3 separate regions of the Homo sapiens genome follow, and all the other regions are linked to region 2. A link is a loop called in an ENCODE intact Hi-C map of the cell type or tissue named here. Cell type or tissue: heart left ventricle. All regions are shown on one strand. Each heading gives the region's core, and the rest is flanking DNA. Links, peaks and the distances in the headings are about the cores only.

The links. A loop is a pair of places that touch in the nucleus more often than their neighbours do. Peaks named below come from ENCODE experiments on the same cell type or tissue, not always from the same donor. Only the 100,000 strongest peaks of a DNase experiment are listed, where the experiment ranks them.
Region 1: it touches region 2 in a loop (2.3-fold over the local background); 22 of 110 quality-filtered maps call a loop at or near these places.
Region 3: a loop joins it to region 2, with 5 times the contacts of the local background. A loop is called at or near these places in 22 of 110 quality-filtered maps.

What each region holds. Positions count from the first base shown.
Region 1 is chr15:99,951,771-99,957,628 of GRCh38, forward strand. No RefSeq gene overlaps it. Among named protein-coding and RNA genes, the nearest start is that of LYSMD4, 220 kb to the left of the region's middle. In heart left ventricle, for the core only: no CTCF peak of the experiment used is centred there; no DNase peak of the experiment used is centred there.
Region 2 is chr15:100,127,940-100,136,146 of GRCh38, forward strand. ADAMTS17 (ADAM metallopeptidase with thrombospondin type 1 motif 17) reads right to left here. Exons shown (of 22, transcript NM_139057.4): 11 at 5,275-5,376; 12 at 4,068-4,213. Among named protein-coding and RNA genes, the nearest start is that of ADAMTS17, 210 kb to the right of the region's middle. RefSeq lists enhancers at 3,925-4,014, 4,055-4,124. In heart left ventricle, for the core only: CTCF peaks have their summits at 4,200 and 4,401; a DNase peak (open chromatin) is centred at 4,162; H3K4me3 peaks cover 554 bases; H3K27ac peaks cover 593 bases.
Region 3 is chr15:99,957,944-99,963,801 of GRCh38, forward strand. No RefSeq gene overlaps it. Among named protein-coding and RNA genes, the nearest start is that of LYSMD4, 230 kb to the left of the region's middle. In heart left ventricle, for the core only: a CTCF peak has its summit at 3,284 (motif pointing right); no DNase peak of the experiment used is centred there; H3K27me3 peaks cover 802 bases.

The DNA of each region.
Region 1 (5,858 bases), core at 344-5,343, 180 kb before region 2:
TGACTAGTGTTCGGCATGAGTCTGGGGAGAAACCATATATGGCATATCTTATATTTTCAAAGCTCCAAGTGAGACCAAATGAGAAGGAGAGGTTTAAGATTTCCACATAAAATTCAAATGTTGTATTGGGCTTGGGGGAGAGAGAGAGGTCAGATTTCCTTGCAGTTTGGAACTTCCTTGGAATTCCATAGTACTAGAAACTGACCTTAACATGAGAGTCAACTTTGGAGGGAGAAGACACAAAGCAAGCTCGGAGTTGCAGAGACTTCTAACCTCTAGGTACTTCTTAATGCTCTTGCTACACTATCACCAACAACAATCACACTGGCTACCATGTCTTTGGACCTACTGAGTGCCAGGTGCTGTCCTAGGTGTCTTGCAGACATTAACATATGTAGTTTAACGTTCAGAGCAATATTCCATGGCAAGTTATATTATCCCTATTTTAAGATGGCAAACCATGTAGCATGTGTACCTGTGGCATTGAACACACACAAATTCCAGGTCGGGGGAGTCCCCATGAAGCATGTTCTTGCCACCTCTTCACTGTCTCTATAAATCTATTCTTGGGGCTGGTTCTTCCCCTGACCCTGGATGAAAGTTTTGGTCCATGAATTTTTTTGGTCTCTCCAAGGTAATAAAAATAGTTTCCCAGTCAACTTTCTCAAGTCAACTTAAGTTGCAAAATATGGTCTCGATTCAGTAATAAAACTATCCAGTTTCGTGGCATAATACAACTCTGAATTTCGTTTAAAGTTGAATCTATTCTTTCTCTTCTGGCTTCAGGAGGAAGATTGCCTGGGGGAAGAGTCCACAGTAAGCCTGTTAGAGCTTTCCCCACCTGGGAATTCTTTGTCTTCCATGGGCTGGGGGCAGGTGGAGGGGAAAGGGGACCAGGAAGGTTCCTTCTTGGCAGATACTGATGTGACTATCAAATATGATTGTTCTCTGGGCCTTGCAAGTGCTCAGAGCTAACTTTGCCTCCTAGAGCACGTTCATAGGTGGCCTGGAGATACACATCCATCACCCTGTTATCTGCTGACATCTCTCTCCTGCAGGCTGATGTAGAAGATGGGCTTTTCTCTACTTGCGGTTAGTACTCCTTCTTCAGCTCCAGGGACGCTGGTGGATCACAGCTGGTATTCTCCTATTGTCTCCTCACCACACAGTCCCCTTGGACAGGACCTAAGCCACCGCACATCAGCTGTCTCTCGTACATGGCCCCCCACTGTCTCTACTCTGACACACTCTGAAAGTGCAGGCTGATTCTGGTGCAGCTACCTCCCTTCCTCTGCCATCAAAGTAGCTAGGTTGCCTGCTATAGACTGAATTGTCCCCCTGCCCCCCATTCATATGTTGAACCTTAACCCCCAGTGTGACTGAATTTGGAAACAGGGCCTATAACAAGGTAATTAGGGTTAAATGAGGCCATAAGGGTGGGGCCCTCATCCGTAGGATTAGTATCCTTATGAGAAGGGACACCGAGAACTCTCCTTCACTCTTTCTCCAAGAGTGCTCAGAGGAAAGGCCATGGGAGGACACAGCAGCTGTCTGAGAGCCAGGAAGAGCACCCTCGCCAGAAACCAAGCCCTGCTGGATCTTGATCTGGGACTTCCAGCCTCCAGTACTATGAGAAATAGAGTTCTTTTGTTTAAGCCACTTCTGTGGCTTTCTGTCCTGGCAGCCCCAGCCAACAAAGGGCCAATCTCTTTCCATCTGGATTTCTCAGCTGTGAGCCAGGTACCCATCCACTATGCTGCCTAAACATCTGGGTACGTGTATGGTATGAAGTCCCTTTTGAGGTCTCCATGTAGCCCCTCTTCTTTTCTAGGCCCAAGATGGGTGGGAGGTACCATCTCCTCATTGGCAGGGCTGGAACGAGGCACACCAGTGGCTATCTCCAAAGAAATATTTTAATCACCAAAGCCCAGCTTTTTTACATCCATACCCATGGGTAAGGGGTTTTGGTTTGATGGTTTGGGGTCAGGTATTGTCTTGGGCACATGGTATCTCTGCATATTGATGTCAGTCCAAACTTCCATTTTCACATTGTTTAGTAACCAGTTGGTGAGAAGCTAGGCCCGTGTCTTGAATCCAGGTCTCTCTGACTAGGATTTGTAGTCTTTCCAAAACTATATTGCCCTGACTCTCTGAAATACAACGATTTCAGACTGTAAACTCACGAGGGCAGGGCTGTGTCTGTCATGTCTACCACTGTATCTCTTGACTTCTAACGTGTTTAACACAGAGCCCATGCTATTATGGATGTGGAAGTTGCCACGTGCATGGTGGCCAGTGCAGTGCCTGGCACGTATGAGAACTCACTCAATATTTGTTAAAACTGTGGAATGGAGCGGAGAGGCCAGCTTTCTGGTGCCGGAATGAGAATTGGGAATCATATAAGCATGCTGGAGCCTTCTGGAGGTCAAGGAGGTCTGCTGGGTGAGGAAGCTTTCTGGTTACTTCCCAAGGGGCTAGGCCAGGCTCTTCCATTTGGGTCCAGTTTCTACCTCCTTCCTGCTTTCTTTCAGGCATACATGAGTCATCTCCTTCTCCCCTCAGGGGCTTGAATCTTGCCTGGCCCCCAGAGGTGACAATCACTGCAGGACAGAGCCACACCGTAGTAAGCAAGTTACACTCCGCTGTGGGGAGCCGGCATCCCAGCCTGGAGGAGGAGACCCTGTCCTGGGCCTAACCCGCAGATAGGAGCTGAGTCATGATTTGGTAGGTCAGCCTTGGCCCCTGGCTGAAGCAAGGGGGAAAAGCATCAGAGAAGAACATGGTTAGGACAAGGGGCTGAGGGTCATTGCTGCTTTCAGTTTCACCCCTCATGTGCTGTGTGACCTTGACAAAAATCTTCACTCTCTAAACAAGCCAGAGCTGGGAAATCTGCCCGCTAATGCTTTGCATATGTATGTTGCAAGGAATAATGAGACAGGCTCCACGAAGCATGTTCTGTCCTTGGGGGACAAACAGTACAAGCTATTTATTTCAAGAGCATGGCTTAACCAGCTCATCCAGCTTAGCCCAGAAACACCCCTGGCTATCCTGGCATGATCTCTGTAGAAGCAAGAAGGTCTAATTAGGTGTCCTTTTCTGCCTGGAGCCCAGTTGGCCCACTCTGAGCAGAAGGCAAAATGCTGTTGGTCTGGCATTCAAGGTCCCACGTCTCTGTCCATGGCTGTGTCTTAAACTCATTCATTCATCAGGAAATCTTTATTGAATCCTTCATCTGCACGAGGCCCTGTGGTGGGCCCTGGAGGCGGGGGGCAAAACTGGAAACATGCTGGTCTTTGGACCTCCGGTTTCAATTGCTATCAACCCCACAATGCTGCACCTCATGTGCCACCGATTTCCCACTCTCCTCTGTCCCCTTGCACAGCCTGTCCCTTCTGTCCAGAAAGCCCTTCCTCTCCTCTGCCTGCCAGATCCTCACTTCTCCTTCAGGTGTCCTCTCCTCTGTGAGTCTCCATGGACTGCATGAAGCAGAGTGAATCACTCTTTGCTATGTGGCTCTGAGAGATGTGACAGCCTCTCTGGCTTTGGTCTTCCTGGTGTGGAATGTGGCTGCACCCACTCTGTAGAGTGGCCGACAGTCCTGGATTACTTTCAGGGGGCTTCATGACTCAAAGCCAAGCAGGATCTCATTTTGAGATGGGTTCACCCATCAATCTGCCTCAGGACCCAGACCCTGCAGCCAGCATTCCATCCAGCCTCTGGGAGGCAGTTTTGGTTCAGACAAGGCCATGTGTTACATAGCCTTACAGAGAGAGGGCTGGAGGGCAGGGTGCATGGATAGAAGGTACAGAAGACTCCAGGATGCTTGCATTAGAATAAAATGAGAAGAAGGCATACTTTGGTGTTTGATTTATTGGTGTGCTCTCCTTTAGAAGAGAGCCTGGAAGAGTCTGCCTTATTTTCCAACCTGAGGAGGAAGTGCAGTCCACGGGCAGGCCGAGGGTGGGTAGGTGGGGCGTGGCAGGGCAGGAGGTAGCTGCTGACCACCTGCCTTGACGTAACGCATGACCCATCTGTTCCCCTCCCTTAGAACCCACCCGTCCTGGCAAATAGGCCCCATGTTCCTGTCTCTAATCCTCCCAAGAGTCCTGACCACTTTCTTCTTTACCCTCTGTTTTAAAATATACATTAAGAGAGAATGTGAGGAACAGCAGGACCAACAGATCAGGAGGCAGCTGCCCTTGAAAAGATGGTTTGTTACTCACAGTTCCCAAGACAAGGGAGTGTGCCATGGGGGGTCGTGCCAGGAAGCACAGGACTGGGCGGGAGGCAGAGGCAGCAGGAATAAAACATGGACAAGAGCCTCTACTGTGGTTCCATGGGAAGGACTGGGCAAGGCAGGGTAGACAGGCCAGGGATTGGCCTGTTTGATTAATTTCTGCAGGCTTTGGGGTGTTGGGCCTGTCTCTAGTTGCCTGGTACTCGCCCTGGGGCAACGCGGGGAGGTGGGGGTGGCTGGAAGGATGGGGGTGTGGCCAGGGGTGTGGCCTCTGGATTGGTTGGCTCACATTTGAGGAGCACGCTGTGGGGGTGAGTTCTTTATTCTCTCTAGGAAATAGTCCTGGGAGGGGCCATCCCTTCAGGGTTGGCAAGGCCCCAGATGTCAAAGCATCAGGAAACAGAAAATAAAAGACATGGTTATATCTCCTCACACCCAGGAGCACAGCTCTCTGGCCTCCACGTGGCTCTGCACCTCAGCCCTGGATTCTCATCCCTGGTGGGGCTGGGGGTCCTTTGTGGATGGGCACGGGCCTCATGCCACTTGAGAGGGGGAACCTGGACCCAGCCTATGTCCTGCCTAGCACCCACCAGGGTGTGGCATGAAAGAGACTGTGGAGAATGGAAGGGGAAGCTCTGGTGCCCACCAGGAAGGCATGTGGGGAGGGGTGGTGTGGGCTGTGGTATGGGGGATGCACGGAAGAACAAGGGCTCCGGGAAGGACTGGAACAACACGCAAGGCCACAGGAAAGAGGCTTTGTCCTTGCCTGGAATTCCTATGCCTTTCTAAAGGATCAACTTATACAGAGGGGTAGAGCAGACTGGATGCGATTCTCAGAGTAGTCAGAAGTGTGGCACCCAGAGTTACCTGCAGGCTTTTGCTGAAAGCGATCATGTGGCACAGCTGGGAATGACCCCACAGCCAGGGACTGGGCAGAGGGGGTATCCAAACAGTGTGGCCGGTGAGCCCTGGTTTGTAGACCCCTGGCTTGGAACAATGGGGATCCCAGGCATGGGCAGGGGGCAACAGGGGGAGCACATTGCCTGAAGGGTGAGCTGGGAGAGCTTTGAGTAGGAAGCAGTAAAGGGAGCCCCTGTTAGCGGTCTGAAAAGAGTGACTTTGGTATTGGTGAGGTGGTAGGGAGCAAGGCGAGCCAGGCGGCTCCTGCAACAGGCCTGAGCCGGAGCAGTGCCCACAGGGATGGACATGTGGGAATTTAAGACAAAGGACATGGGCTGGGTACGGTGGCTCACGCCTGTAATCCCATCACTTAGGGAGGCCAAGGCAGGAGGATCCCTTGAGGCCAGAAGTTCGAGACCAGCATAGTGAGATCCCATCTCTACAAAAAAGGAAAAAAAACCAAAGTGACAGGACTTGGGGAGGTTCTGTCTATGGGCTGGCTCTCAGGTTTCTCACTTTTGTAAAAACGGAGCAAGGTGGAGCCACTCATTGAGACACACAGTCCCCGGGCGGGAGCCGGGATTCTGAGAAATGTCCGCTGTCAATTGTGGGAGACTCTGGAGAAGGAGGAAGTGGCGCTCCCCACAGTCTGTTCCATGGAATGCTAATAGCTGAACTAAACAGCCACGGCTACGACCGCTCTCAGCACTTTAAGATACTA
Region 2 (8,207 bases), core at 1,481-6,480:
TGGGGCTGCATTCAATAATTTCCTACATAAATGCCTAAGGGAACCCAGTGCGTGGTGCAGGTCTGCTGCATTCACCACCCTCCTCATGACCAGACATGGAGGAGGCAGAAAGGATATAAGAGGAAACTGCATGGACTCAGTGGCTTTGGACTCAAGCAATGCAAGGATGGTGGTGCTATTTACTGAGAGGGGAGATGTGGGCTAGGAGTAGAGGTCCCAGTTTAGAAAGGGTCCTGTTTGAAGTGTCTGTGAGAGAACAAAGGGGAGCTGGTGGGACTGCATCCCTTGTGGGTAGGCAGGGATTTTATCTGTGTTTGCTTCTCACTGCAGGCCCACAGCTAGCAGAGTTCAGGCCCTGGCAAGGTTTACTGAAGGCTTCATGTTGGAAAGGCTTCATCAGGAAGGGGCCTGCGGCTGGGAGGAGTGGGAATGCTGCAGGCTCTTTCTGTTCCTTCTGCCATCGCCCTGCCCCACAGGACGATGCTGCTGGACAACAGAGATTGGACGTGAAGATGCATCAATGACTAACAATCCGACGTGCTGAGACCCACAAACCCTCAGCTGTCTGTGTACCGAGGCCCTGCAAATTCTCCCATTCCTCAATGATAAAATACAGGAAAAAGCAAGGGAGAGAACAGCCACGACTATCATGGCGAGGGAGAGGGAGGACCTGATGAAGAAGAAGAGTGAAAGATTTTCACAACTTTGTGATTTACAGAACAGCCTCTCTCCTGGGGCCATGGGACCTGGGGGAATGGGGTGAGAATCCCAATATAAGAAACCCCATGGCAGGCCAGGCCAGCGAGAGTACGAGAGTACACTAATGCCGCTGTCTGAACTGGGTGGTGTTTAGGATCCCCCCAGAGCAAAATGCCCCTGTGGTATCCCAGAGCAACCATGGGTGGGCAGGGCAGGAAGCAGTTCAGATGGTGACAGGGTTCCTGCCAAGACATGAAGGCAAAAAGCTCTGGAAAGCCTTGTCTTTGGGCTACCAATGCCAGGGAAGCCCTAGCTAATGTCATCCCGAGAAGGCAGACAACACCAGTTCCCTTCAAAGAGGCACCTATGGCATTTGCATAGCGTTGATAACGTCTTATTCTTGCAAATGTTGCCCTCGCCTAGAGACAACTTAAATGTTGACAGTCTCAGGACACTGGCTCCTTCAGACATTCAGAGGTTCTGATATCCTCCTGCTATGATGTTTACTGGGTGTCACCTGTTATGAGATAAGACACGTAACGTGCCAAGAAGACCAGTCTTCCACTAGGACCCACAAACTCCAATCACAAACGTGGAGCACCCATGACAACCACAATCCCTGCCAATTTCTCTCTGCACTTAACAAAGCCTTAGACAGGGAAGGGCAACTGGTACCATCCTCGTTCTTCTGTGAGTGCTAATAACAAGAGGGGCTGCTTATTAAATACACACCAAGGACTTTCTGTGCATTCCCATGAATTCTTCCAAGTTTCAGATGAAAAGACAAGTACCAGCCGTCGGCGCTATAAGAAGTCATGCTGGCAGCCAGGCACAGTGGCTCACACCTGTAATCCCAGCACTTTGGGAGGACAAGGTGGGCAGATCACCTCAGGTCAGGAGTTTGAGACCAGCCTGACCAACATGGAGAAACCCCATCTCTACTAAAATTACAAAATTAGCCGAGTGTGGTGGTGCATGGCTATAATCCCAGCTACTCGGGAGGCTGAGGCAGGAGAATCGCTTGAACCTGGGAGGTGGAGGCTGTGATGAGCCGAGATCGCGCCATTGCACTACAGCCTGGGCAACAAGAGCGAAACTCCGTCTCAAAAAAAAAAAAAAGTTGTCATGCTGGGATTTGAAGATTTGTCTGTCCTGGCTTTGAAGCCTGGCTCTTCCCACTCTACCATGTCCGCTCCCTCTAGTGGGCAGAACTAAGGCCAGGGAACAGAAGAGTCGTGAGGTCACATGACCATTAACCAACAGGGTCAGGCCCAATGCCATGACTCCAAACCCAGCCCTTTCTTCACGAGGCCAGAGGTCAAACTATTAACGTCAACACAGAGTAATGCAAAAACTGCAACCACCTATTAATTTCCCACCATTTAGCTAAACAGGGTTTCTAATCATCTACCCACCTATGCCCTTAATTAAGAAGTCATTCCTGGATTGGGCATGGTGGCTCACACCTGTAATCCCAGCATTTTGGGAGGCAGAGGTGAGCAGATCACATGAGGTCAGGAGTTCAAGACCAGCCTGGCAACATGGCGAAACCCCATCTCTACTAAAAATACAAAAAGTAGCTGGGAGTTGTGGTGCACTCCTGTAATCCCAGCTACTTGCGAGGCTGAGGCAGGAGAATCACTTGAAGCAGGGAGGCGGAGGTTGCAGTGAGCCGAGACTGGGCCACCGCACTCCAGCCTGGGGGACAGAGTGAGGCTCCATCTCAAAAAAAAAAAAAAAAAGTCATTCCTAACAGACTAAACACCTATGTGCCCCGCACTCTGCTGGGTGCTAGAGGGAAATGTTTTAATAAGACATAATTAATACATAATGCCAATTCTTATAGCATTGCTGGGAAAATGGTGCTCCTGTCACTGACCAGACTAGGAGCATAACCCTTCCTTTAATCCAGAGGTTCCAACATTGACTGCTGCTGGAGTCACCTGGGAAGATAAAATATCCAATTCCTGGGCCCCACCCTTAGTGTTCTGTGATTTGATCAGTCTGGGGTATGACCTGGGCATCAGGATTTTTAAACATAAGAGGCATTTGCTAATTATCCATCAACAGGACTTAATTGTGGAGATTTCTTTATAGTCACTATTTAGAACTTGCTCGTTTTCAAAATTGATGTGCTGCAACTGCTGACACACAAGGCATAAAACAGATCATTAAAAGAAATGGTAAGAAATGGGAAGCTTCATTTGACCCAGCAATCCCATTACTGAGTATATACCCAAGGATTATAAATCATTCTACCATAAAGACACACGCAGCCATATGTTTATTGTGGCACTATTCACAATAGCAAAGACTTGGAACCAACCCAAATGCCCATCAATGATAGACTGGATAAAGAAAATGTGGCACATATACACCATGGAATACTACGCAGCCATAAAAAAAGGATGGGTTCATGTCCTTTGCAGGGACATGGATGAAGCTGAAAAACATCATTCTCAGCAAACTAACACAGGAACAGAAAACCAAACACTGTATGTTCTCACTCAGAAATGGGAGCTGAACAATGAGAACACAGGGACACAGAGAGGGAAACATCACACACCGGGGCCTGTCGAGGGGGTTGAGGGGCAAGGGGAGGGACAGCATTAGGAGAAATACCTAATGTAGGTGACGAGTTGATGGGTGCAGCAAACCACCATGGCACGTGTATACCTATGGAACAAACCTGCACATTCTGCACATGTACCCCAGAACTTAAAGTATGAAAAAAAAAAAAAAAAGAAATGGGAAACTTCAAGAAGAAAAGGGAAAAATCTGGTGATGGAATTATCACCATCAAGCCCAAAATCGATCCCTGAGTTTCGTGGAACAAATGTACAAAGGTGAACAGGAAAGGTCATGGTGTCATTAGAGTCAATAAAAAGAAGCCAAAGAGAAAAAAACTAAATCACATTTTTTCTAACAGTTACAGGAGGACCCATGGCAAATATTAGGATGAGGAAGACAGCTGCACCCAGACACTCTGTGACTCATGAACCACCAGGCTGCTCCCACATCAGAGACAGCCAGTGTGGAATGACCCTGGACTTGCTAAACCACGGGCAGGCTGGAGGGACTGTCATACAGCTGTCTCCGAAAACCTTTCCACTGAGGCCCAGGGAAGGAATGAGGGAGTCAGCTCACCCCAGACTCTACTGTATCCATGTTCACAGAAAGAGCAATTTAAGCTGAGATGTCATTTGACACACACGAGGTCCCTGCACCCTGGACCTTGGCTGGGTTTCATTTTCCATATCTTCTAATGCTCAGCGGGAGACAGACCCTGCTTTGTGTGAGGCAGCGAGAGCTGCTGTTGGGAAACTCCAATCGTGGCACGTTGGGGTATGGCTGGTCAGGGGACTTACGGGGGGTTGTCACATTTCCTCTGCCTGAAGCGGGCTCCCGTCCCACATGTTCGGCTGCACATGCTCCAGGCGCCCCACGGGCTCCAGTCTCCGTCCACATGCTCCGGGATGGGCGTCTTGCTCACGCACTCCCCCGCGCGGCACCACTGAAACACAGCGGGGAGGGTCGGGGCCCAGGCACTCAGCAGAGCTGCTCACTCCAGCCCGCCAGGCCCCAAAATGCCGTGCTGCCAAAAACCCATTTGCTAAATTTACATAAAGGTACAGTCTATTTCAGGGTTTGCACGTTTGCTAATTTTAGAGACATGCCTTACTTACTCAAACTGACACTCATATCGCTGTAGGGTTTGGATTTTGCCCTCAACTTTCAGATGGATGTGCTCCATGGGGATTTTCTAAATCCCAGAAAAAGGATGAATCTACGTAGCTCTTGAAGAGACCTGGGCTTCTGCAAACTTTGTTTGACGTGAGTGCGTTTCTCGCTGGGAGGCGGCATGCCCCGGTTGAGGTTGTGAACCTGAGAGTTGTGTTTGCTGCTTGGCGATGGCACAGCCAGCTCCACGTGAGGGAACCTTGGTTCTTTCTGAGGATAACTCAAGGCCAGCCCTATAAAACAATTTCTCAAAGTGCACAGCACATACCCTGAGGTGCTAGGTGTGATTTCTGTGGTTCCCAATCACGGCATCAGAGCAAACCTTTACTCCTTTTTCAACTCTTTCAATTCTTGCAATAAGACTGGAGAGAGGTCCTGGGGCTGCAGATCCCGAACACCCCTTCTCTCCAACACCTCCCCATCTCTCCTGCACATGAGGAACAAGCTCATTCTCTCAACATTTAGCTAGAATTGGATAATACTGTTCTCACTGAATTATTTTTACGAGAGCCTACTGTGTATGGCAGGTGATGTTGTTTTTCCATTTGAAATATACTGGTGAAAGTGTTCCTTTTAAGTAAATTTCCTTACATGATGAAAGGAGTTAATCTAACAAAAATATTAAGTAAATGATACTTGTATCTTATAAGAAAAAGGAATGAGGTGATGTAGGCACCACTCTGTGCCCGGAGTGGCCTCCATGGGCATTTCTGTGCCGCCTGGGGGATGTTTCAGGGGCTCCTAAGTAGAGTACAGATTGTGTGTCAGAAGAGGTGCCAGTTGCCTGCAAGATGTGGAGCTGCCTGTTGGGGGCAGTGGGAAGTCAGAGGTTACCTTGTCTGCCCCACACTCGGTGCCATCCAGGGGAGGGTCCAGCTTGGTCTTGCAGGATGTGTCTCCTTCTACCAGGCACCACAGTCCAGCACACATTAGATGCTGCAGGACAAGGGAAGGAACCATAATTGTGGAGAACACCCACACTCACAGGTCACAGCTGGGGTCAGAGGTGTGGCCCAACCACTGTTTCAAATTTGGGATTCGAAACGTATGGGGAAGCCAGAGGGTCATAAGTCTGTATGTCCAAAATATCAGTGCATCACTTGAACTGGCTCATTTAGCTCAACAAAATTCTGTGCATCTACTCCTAGGAGGGCTTGTCTCACGGAGTTGAGTTCAACAGCTCCAACAACCACCGAGGGCCTAGGAGATATCAGAGGCACAGCCCTGGCCAGGAGCAGCAGCCCCTGCCTCCCAGGAGTGATGAGCAAACAGACATCTTCCATTTACAGCAGTGAGGGGCTGTCTAGGGGACACAGAAAGAGGATCTAACCAAACCTCATCAGGGAGGGCTTGCTGGAAGAGGCAACTCTGAAGTCAAGGCCAGATGGGTAGGCAACCACTGTGAGGCCAAGAAATGACAGCCCAAAGGGCCATGAAGGACTGGTACCCCGACAGGGTTACAGGGGCAACCTTCTGTTCTCCCTGCGGTCACCTGTTTCTAGCTCAGCTGAGCTGTGCACAATTTTTTATAGCATTTTACCTACAGAACTTCCAGAACATCTACAAATACACAATTAAAATAATTCCACTAAAACAGGAATTGGCATTTAAACACACAGACTCCCAACTGTATCATTAGGAAATCTGGGCATCGACAAAGTGCTCAGAAGGAGACAATTTATCAAAATCATGAAAGCAGACACAGCCAGTGTCCTCTCTGAAGGAACCACATGCAGACAGTGACCTCAACCATAAGAGACAGGAGCTGGTAACTCCCCACCCGCCCAGGGGACAGGGAGATGATACTGAGGCAAGTTCCACACGCCTCTCAGAGGGTCCTGGGGGGGATGGCCCCGCTGCCGACAGCAGTCACTTACTCAGGATTGCACCTTTCTTGACTGCTCTCTCCCTCACCCCCTCACAGTGCTTCCTGGGATCACTTCCCAGATAAACTACTTGCACCCAAATCCTGGCCTCACAGTCTGAAAATTGAGAACAGATGTACTTAAAGATCTTGTGAAGACGCAGTGATTCCAGGATGACAAACCCAATCATGGCTAAAAGGCCCAAGTTGGAGCAGGAAGACATCACCCTCCAGGGTGTGGCCAGGGACCTGCTGCTTCACACTGAGCAGGATGAAGGTCAAGGAGCTCCTGTAGCTGGTGCAGGGTGGTCACCGTGTGGTTTGCAAAGGGTGTCGAGTTCAGTTTAGAGGTCTGCTCTTCCAAGTAATCTCAAACATCTGCATAGAAGAGACGCACAACTGTGCTGTCTAAAATCAAACAGTTTTTAGAAGTTGAAGGGATAAAAATAAGAGAAAGGGAAGGAAGGCAGAGCTGGAGGGAGCTTTTAAAGAGAGCTAAGAAAAGCCCACAGCTCCTTCTCATTTTTCACGTATGTCGGAGCTGATCTGTGCCCTTTAGGAAGTGGATGGCTCAAGTGGAATACTGCACATGCGCTTCAGAAAAGCCTGCATGTTCCCATGATTGTTCACCCCTCAAAGGAATGGTAAAAAGATGAGAGCCCCAGTGCAGCACAGCTGGTCCTATAAAGACCAACTGCACCTCATCAAACATTTGATTCCATGCACTCTGACCTGCGAGCTCTTTGAGACTGTGGTGTCTGTGTGTGGACATGTGCTCACAAGACAAGGCTGACCCAGGGGGAGAATTTATGGGACAGGAGCGGTTGGGATTAGGAGAAATGACCACTCCATCAGGAGAAAGAGGAAGAAGGTGGTGTCAACTGTTCGTTATGGATTTTATAGACAGGGCTTTCTCATGAAACTTTTCTAACCATCAAAGAAAAGAAGAATGAGGTTAGACAAAGATTTCTTAAACAGAACACAAAAAGGACTAATGATAAAGTAAGAAAACTAATGAATTACACCATATTAAAATTAACAACTTTTTTTTTTTTTTTGAGACAGAGTCTCGCTCTGTCGCCCAGGCTGGAGTGCAGTAGCGTGATCTCGGCTCACTGCAAGCTCCGCCTCCCAGGTTCACGCCATTCTCCTGCCTCAGCCTTCCGAGTAGCTGGGACCACAGGCGCCCGCCACCACACCCGGCTAATTTTTTGTATTTTTAGTAGAGACGGGGTTTCAGCGTGTTAGCCAGGATGGTCTCAATCTCCTGACCTCGTGATCCACCCGTCTCAGTCTCCCAAAGTGCTGGGATTACAGGCATGAGCCACTGCGCCTGGCCAAAATTAACAACTTCTGTTTACCAAAAGGCAACTGTAAGAACACAAGAATATATTTGCAATACATAAGAGATTTGTAATGTGTATAACCAACAAAGTGTTTGTATCCAAAACATGATTTAAAACAACAAAAAACTCCTATAGATCAATTAAGAAAAAGACCCAGTAGAAAAATGGGCAAAAGTCTTGAACAGACACTTCATAAAAGAGAATGTTTAAATGGCTAGTAAACATATGAAAAGGTGCTCAACTTCTTTAGTCATCAGGGAAGGGAAATTACAACCACCATTAGATTAGATACCTTGACACAGCAGCCAGAATGGGTAGAATGAAGAAGATGGAGAGCACCGCTCATTGGGAACAATGGGGCACAATGGGTCCTTTTGGATGCTGAGAATGAGATTTTAACTTGGTTCAACAGCTTTGGAAAACTTTGGCAGTATTTGCTAAAGCTGAAGACACACACATTCTAATACCCAGCAATTCGAATCCTAAGTATATAACGCAAAAAATGTGTATGTGTTCACCAAAGACATTGTCAAGAAAGTTCACTGAAATACTACTTG
Region 3 (5,858 bases), core at 344-5,343, 170 kb before region 2:
TGTCACCCAGGCTGGAGTGCAATGGTGTGATCTTGGCTCACTGTAACCTCTGCCTCCTGGGTTCAAGCGATTCTCCTGCCTCAGCCTCCCGAGTAGCGGAGATTACAGGCACATGCCACCACGCCTGGCTAATTTTGGTATTTTTAGTAGAGATGGGGTTTCACCATATTGGCCAGGCTGGTCTTGAACTCCTGACCTCAGGTGATCCACCCATCTCATCCTCCCAAAGTGCTGGGATTACAGGCTTGAGCCAACGCGCCCTGCCTACACTTTAATTTTTAAAAAAGTTCCTTTGCCTCTCTACACTGCCTTCTGGGTACAACTCTTCCCTCTTCCAAGTAACTTTCCCATTCACGAGCCCTGTGTTGGATTCCTTTGTCTCTCGCATTTACCCAGGGCTTCGAGGTTTTCACTGTAACCACTTTGCTTGTCAATTAGAATTTTTTTTTCTTGTTGGTTCTTTTCTCTATCTACTTGATTTTGTTTCATGATTTCCTGCTCTTTGATCTTTTTGAACATCCTAAAACAGCTGTGTAAGTCTAGCTCACATAAGCCACCAGCCTTGTATAGATAGACATGGCCGTTCATCCTGACCAGCCAGCTTGGTCTGGACAGAGAGAGCCACGCAGGACTCCTCAGTGGTCTGACCCATCAACACACTCAGAAAGCACAGGTCATGCCATCAGGAAGTGATATTTGGGATGAGTGCAATGTCAGAGGCAAGAAGTGCATTTGAGGGTGCTTATGCGGGAGGAATTCAAACTCTGAGAACTTGGCTTTGCTGAGTTAGATCAGAAAGACAGCGGATCTGATTTCTCTTTGGGCAGAGGTTTGTTTATTCTGTATTCAGAGCCAACAGCCGTGTTAGTTTTGAACTCACTTAAATATTTTCCACATTTGGGCAGAGTCACTCATTTCCAAGAGAAGGGCACAGTAACATATTGTTATGACTCTCTGAGGACAGGGGACTGTGTGCATTCATCCTTCACCCCTACCCTGTATCTGCCACACTGCTCAATAGAAGTTTATTGACTTACATTGTAAAACGGTTGTTGAATATATGAGTCATGATATAAATTTTTATATACCATAACTTAACATTTTCAGATGGGTGTTGCAGCCGCTTTGGGAGCCTCTGTCTTAATTGAGTAATGGGGCCATTGCTCCAGAGGTTGCAGGAACCTCATTGAAATTGCTCTATGGCCATTAGATATGAACCACAGTAGATTGTCCCACGTCAACTCTGTGGCCACACTTCACATGTATGCACTGTGTGTATGTATATATGTGAGTGTAGGTATCTATAGAATAAACATACAATATTCTAATGTGACATAGATATATTACATTATTATTTTGTTAGAGAAAATATTGGCAAAACCCACTAACATCTCAAACTAACACCACTGCGACATTTGCAACACTCTTCCTTTCCTGTATCCCAATTTAATAAAATGGCATTTGGCTCCCACTGAGGTTTCAAAATATTTCAGTATTTGATAGGTCAACAGTTACAATCGTATGTTGACTTTGCAATATACTATTTTGATGATGTGTTAATACAGAGCAATCCTTGGATGGGATTTCCAGAATTGCTGTTTTATAACTATCAGCTGGCATGTTAAAACTAACCTCAGTGGCGAGAAAGCCAATTGCTGGGGATACATTGTGAGCCAAAGAATTGTTGAACGTGTGACTGGCACATACAGAAATAAGTTGGAAGTGAGCACGCAGAGACCTCTAAAACTTCTAAAGAACAGTCTGCAACGATACTGGGTGGGTAGTTTGCAAGTGAATTTTTAAAGGGTACTTGGTATTCTAAAGGCTCAGTAGAAACACAGCCCTTAGGGCAGCCCCCGAGTCCCCAGGGATCTACGAGCTGACCCTCTGTGGAAGCTTCTGCATCTATGATGGGGCCAAGTCAGAAGTGGATAACCCTCTTAAATTGGAGAAGGTGGGAAATAATGCAGGAAATGGAAAGGGAGGGAAGAGCGAAGGAGAGATGGATGTAGGGAGGGAGGAGAGAACAAATACACGAGAAAGAGGCAGAAAAGTGAGAGGGTAGGATCAGGTGCGTGGAAAGAGAAAACTTTGGAGACAGAGACAGGGTGGGTAGGAAAGAGCTTGTTGGAGACTTCAGGGACCCTGTTATTTTCCCTGAGCCTCATCACAGCAGTGCTGGGCTGTAGGTAAATATGGATAACGGTGGGGTCTGTGGCAGCCCCTGTTAAGGGCTGACATTTATCCTGATGGCTCTGCCAGGAAGGAGTTTTGTTTTGGCTCTACTGGGCTCTATTTAACAACGAACTCTGTTTTTTTTGTTTTTGTGTTTTTGAGACAGAGTCTTGTTCTGTCACCCAAGCTGGAGTGCAGTGGCACCATCTCTGCTCACTGCAAACTCCACCTCCCAGATTAAAGCGATTCTCCTGAGTAGCTGGGATTACAGGCACATACCACCACGCCTGGCTAATTTTTGTATTTTTAGAAGAGACAGGGTTTTGCCGTGTTGGCCTCAAGTGATCTGCCCGCCTCAGCCTCCCAAAGTGCTGGGATTACAGGTGTGAGCCACCACACCAGGCTTCCAACAAACTCTGATTCACTGGGTCCTTTACCTTCTTTTTGCCACAATGGGATGGATTCCCCCAGACATAAGTGTCTAGTCTTTTCCAGAGGAAATCCCAGTGTTCTCCTGAGCAATTCTAGGAGGAAAATATTCCTATTTCTTGGTCTCTTTTTATTTTCTAGACAGGGTCTCTATCATCCAAGCTGCAGGGCAGTGGCGTGATCATGGCTTACTGCAGCCTCAACCTCCTGGGCTCAAGCAATTGATCCTCCCACCTCAGCCTCCCAAGAAGCTGGGACTACAGGAGTATACCACTACACCTGGCTAATTGTTTATTTTTTTGTAGAGGCGAGGTCTTGTTATGTTGCCCAGGCTGGTCTTGAACTCCTGGCTTCAAGCGATCCTTCTTCCTCCATCCTTCTCCTGAAGTGCTAGGATTACAGGTGTGAGCCACCGTGTCTGGCCTTCTTGGTCATTTTTTATGTGGTCCCCTGAAATGCTGTGGCTGCTCAGGCTCTGAAAGGGGATGTCTTTCTGAGGAGGGCTTCCAAGCCACGGGGATGACAAGTTCACAGTGCACGAGGCATGACAGTGGTCCCTGGTTAAGGAAATCCCAGAGTGGGCGAGCCCCCATGTCATGCTGGGTCCCAGCCGGCGCGTGGGCTTGTCCCGAAGATACCATGAACCGCGCGGTTAGAACTTTTATTCTAGAGACACCAGATGGTGGCGCCACATCAGGCTTTTCAAAGATCCTCTCCAGACCATGAATGTTCTCTGCCTTCTGAGTCATCACTTTCCTATTCCACAGATCAAATGAAAAGACGAGAAAACAGCTTCTATCACCATGACAGCCACCTGGACACACCTATCTCTGTTGGCAAGGGGGAGCATTTGGAAAATGGTAAGCATCTTTTCCTTATTGATGTACATCTGGTTGTCCAAATGTCTGTATCACTTGAGGTATAAGCCAAAAAAATTACTAGAGTATGTTTGGCCAGGTGCGGTGGCTCACACCTGCAATCCCAGCACTTTGGAAAGCTGAGGCAGGTGGATCACTTGAGGTCAGGAGTTTCGAGACCAGCCTGGCCAACATGGTGAAACCCTGTCTCTACTTAAAATACAAAAATTAGCCAGGGATGGTGGCATGCACCTATAGTCCCAGCTACTTGGGAGGCTGAGGCAGGAGAATCGCTTGAACCTGGGAGGTGGAGGTTGCAGTGAGTCAATATGGTGCCACTGCCCTCCAGCCTGGGTGACAGAGCAAGACTCCGTTTCAAAAAAAAAAAAAAAAAAAAGTTAGAGTATGTTTTTATTACCCAGTATAAACATGTCCTGGTACAGTCTTTAGCTTATCTGAACATAATGTAAGCAATAGAATGGGAACTAACAAAGGTTAAGTGTATTCACTTAGGGGGTGCACATGCTGGGCACCAGGGCTCCAGCTATACAAAAGTGCCACATGAGTTCTGTGTGTGGGGAGCTTGCTTTCTAGATGGGAAAGTGACACTACACAAGCAAAAACGTTAATAATTCTGGGTTGTGACAAGGACCGAGCGGTGCTTCAGGACAGCAACCGTGACTGGGAGGCCATGTTAGCTGGATGCTTGGAACAGCTGTGTGAGGGGTCATGTGGGAGCTGAAACATGGCGGATGCAGAGATTTCAGCAGGGGAAAGACCCGCGGGATGTGAGATGGCAGCGTTACCTACGTGGGGAGCAGCACCTGCTGAGGCCCGGTGGGGAAGAGGGCAGAAGGCTCGCAGACAGAAGGGAGACTGGCTGGGCGTCCTGTGCGGGAAGGACAGGGTAGGAGAGGAGGGAACGGGGGTCTGAGAGGACCACAGGGGTGAGAAGCTATCAGAGGATGTTAAGCAGGGAATGCCACTTAAGTTTTTATTATGATTTACGTTTTTCCGATATTACCCTGGCTAGGGTGTGGAGAGTGTGTCGGAGGGAGACGGTCAGGAAGTGTGATAGTCTGAATGTTTGTGTCTTCCCAAAATTCAGATGTCGAACTTAATTCTCAGTGCAGTGGTGTTGGGAGGTAGGGCCTCTGGGAGGTGATCAGGCCACGAGGGTGGAGCTCTCATGAATGGGACTAGAGTCGTTACTAAGAGAACCCAGAGAGCATGTTCGCCCCTTCTACCACCATGTGGGGACTCAGTGAGAAGGCAGAATCTCTCAAGTAGGGGGGAGCCCTCACCAGACACTGATTCTTCTGGTACCTTGACCTTCCAGTCTCTGGAACTGGGAGCAGTATGTCTCTATTTATAAATTACCCAGGCTAAGGTGTTTGTTATAGCAGCCCTAATGGACTATGACAGGAAGCTACTGTGGGGTCCTGGTGAAATGTCTGCGACTTGGCGCACAGCCACCGCGTGGCAGTGAAGATAGGGAGAAGTGGGCAGATTAGAGATATCCTTTGGAGGTAGAACCAATGGTATCTGTGGCTGAATTGGGTTGAGGACAGGAAGGGAAACTGAGGAAAGAAAGGTGACTTTGATGTTTTGATATCAGACATTAGTTGGTTAGTGGTGCCATTTACTGATTTGGGGAAGCCGCAGTTAATTGGGCATTTAATTTGTAACAATCTAAGTTTAAGGCATGTGGTGTATGGTGTGGTATGCCACACAGATCCCCCTTCAGGACTGAGGGCTGTCCCCAGCTGCCAGGAGTGGTGGCTGCTCACAACTGAGTCTGTCCCCAGTACCCTCTCAGCAGAAGACAGTGAACCCTCAAGATGGCATTCGTCCTGTGATACACGAAGGCCTGCCACCTTGCCTCTGTTTGAGACAACCGTTCCACTCTACAGCTCCCCATGGTACCTGCCTGTGCCAAATCCTTTCTTCCTCATCACAGGATTCCCGAGGGTACCTCCCAATCAACCTCCCCACAAGCCTCCATCTCAGACTGGCTCTTGAGAACCCAAACTAAGGCAGCTGGTGCCAGGAGTGGTCCTATAGGAAGCAGACCCTAAAATAGGATTTTGGAGCTGCCATCACCTGCCAGCTGGATACAAGGGCTCCCCCGCACCCCCCCCCCCCCTCACCAACCTCCCAGGAGGGAAGCCTCTGGCATCTGTATGGGCAATGATTAAGCCTTCACTGATGGCGCAATAGCTCAGTCATTTGAAAGATACAGGGAAACAGAAATTCCAAGGCAAAGAAATGAAGTGGCTGTTGCCAGTGTTAGTGATGCATTGGAGAAAGACAATAAAAATGCTACAGATGATTAATCACTAATTTAAGGGGAAGTGTGAAACGAGGCCCTTATGTCTTAAGAGGGCAGAAAGCGTT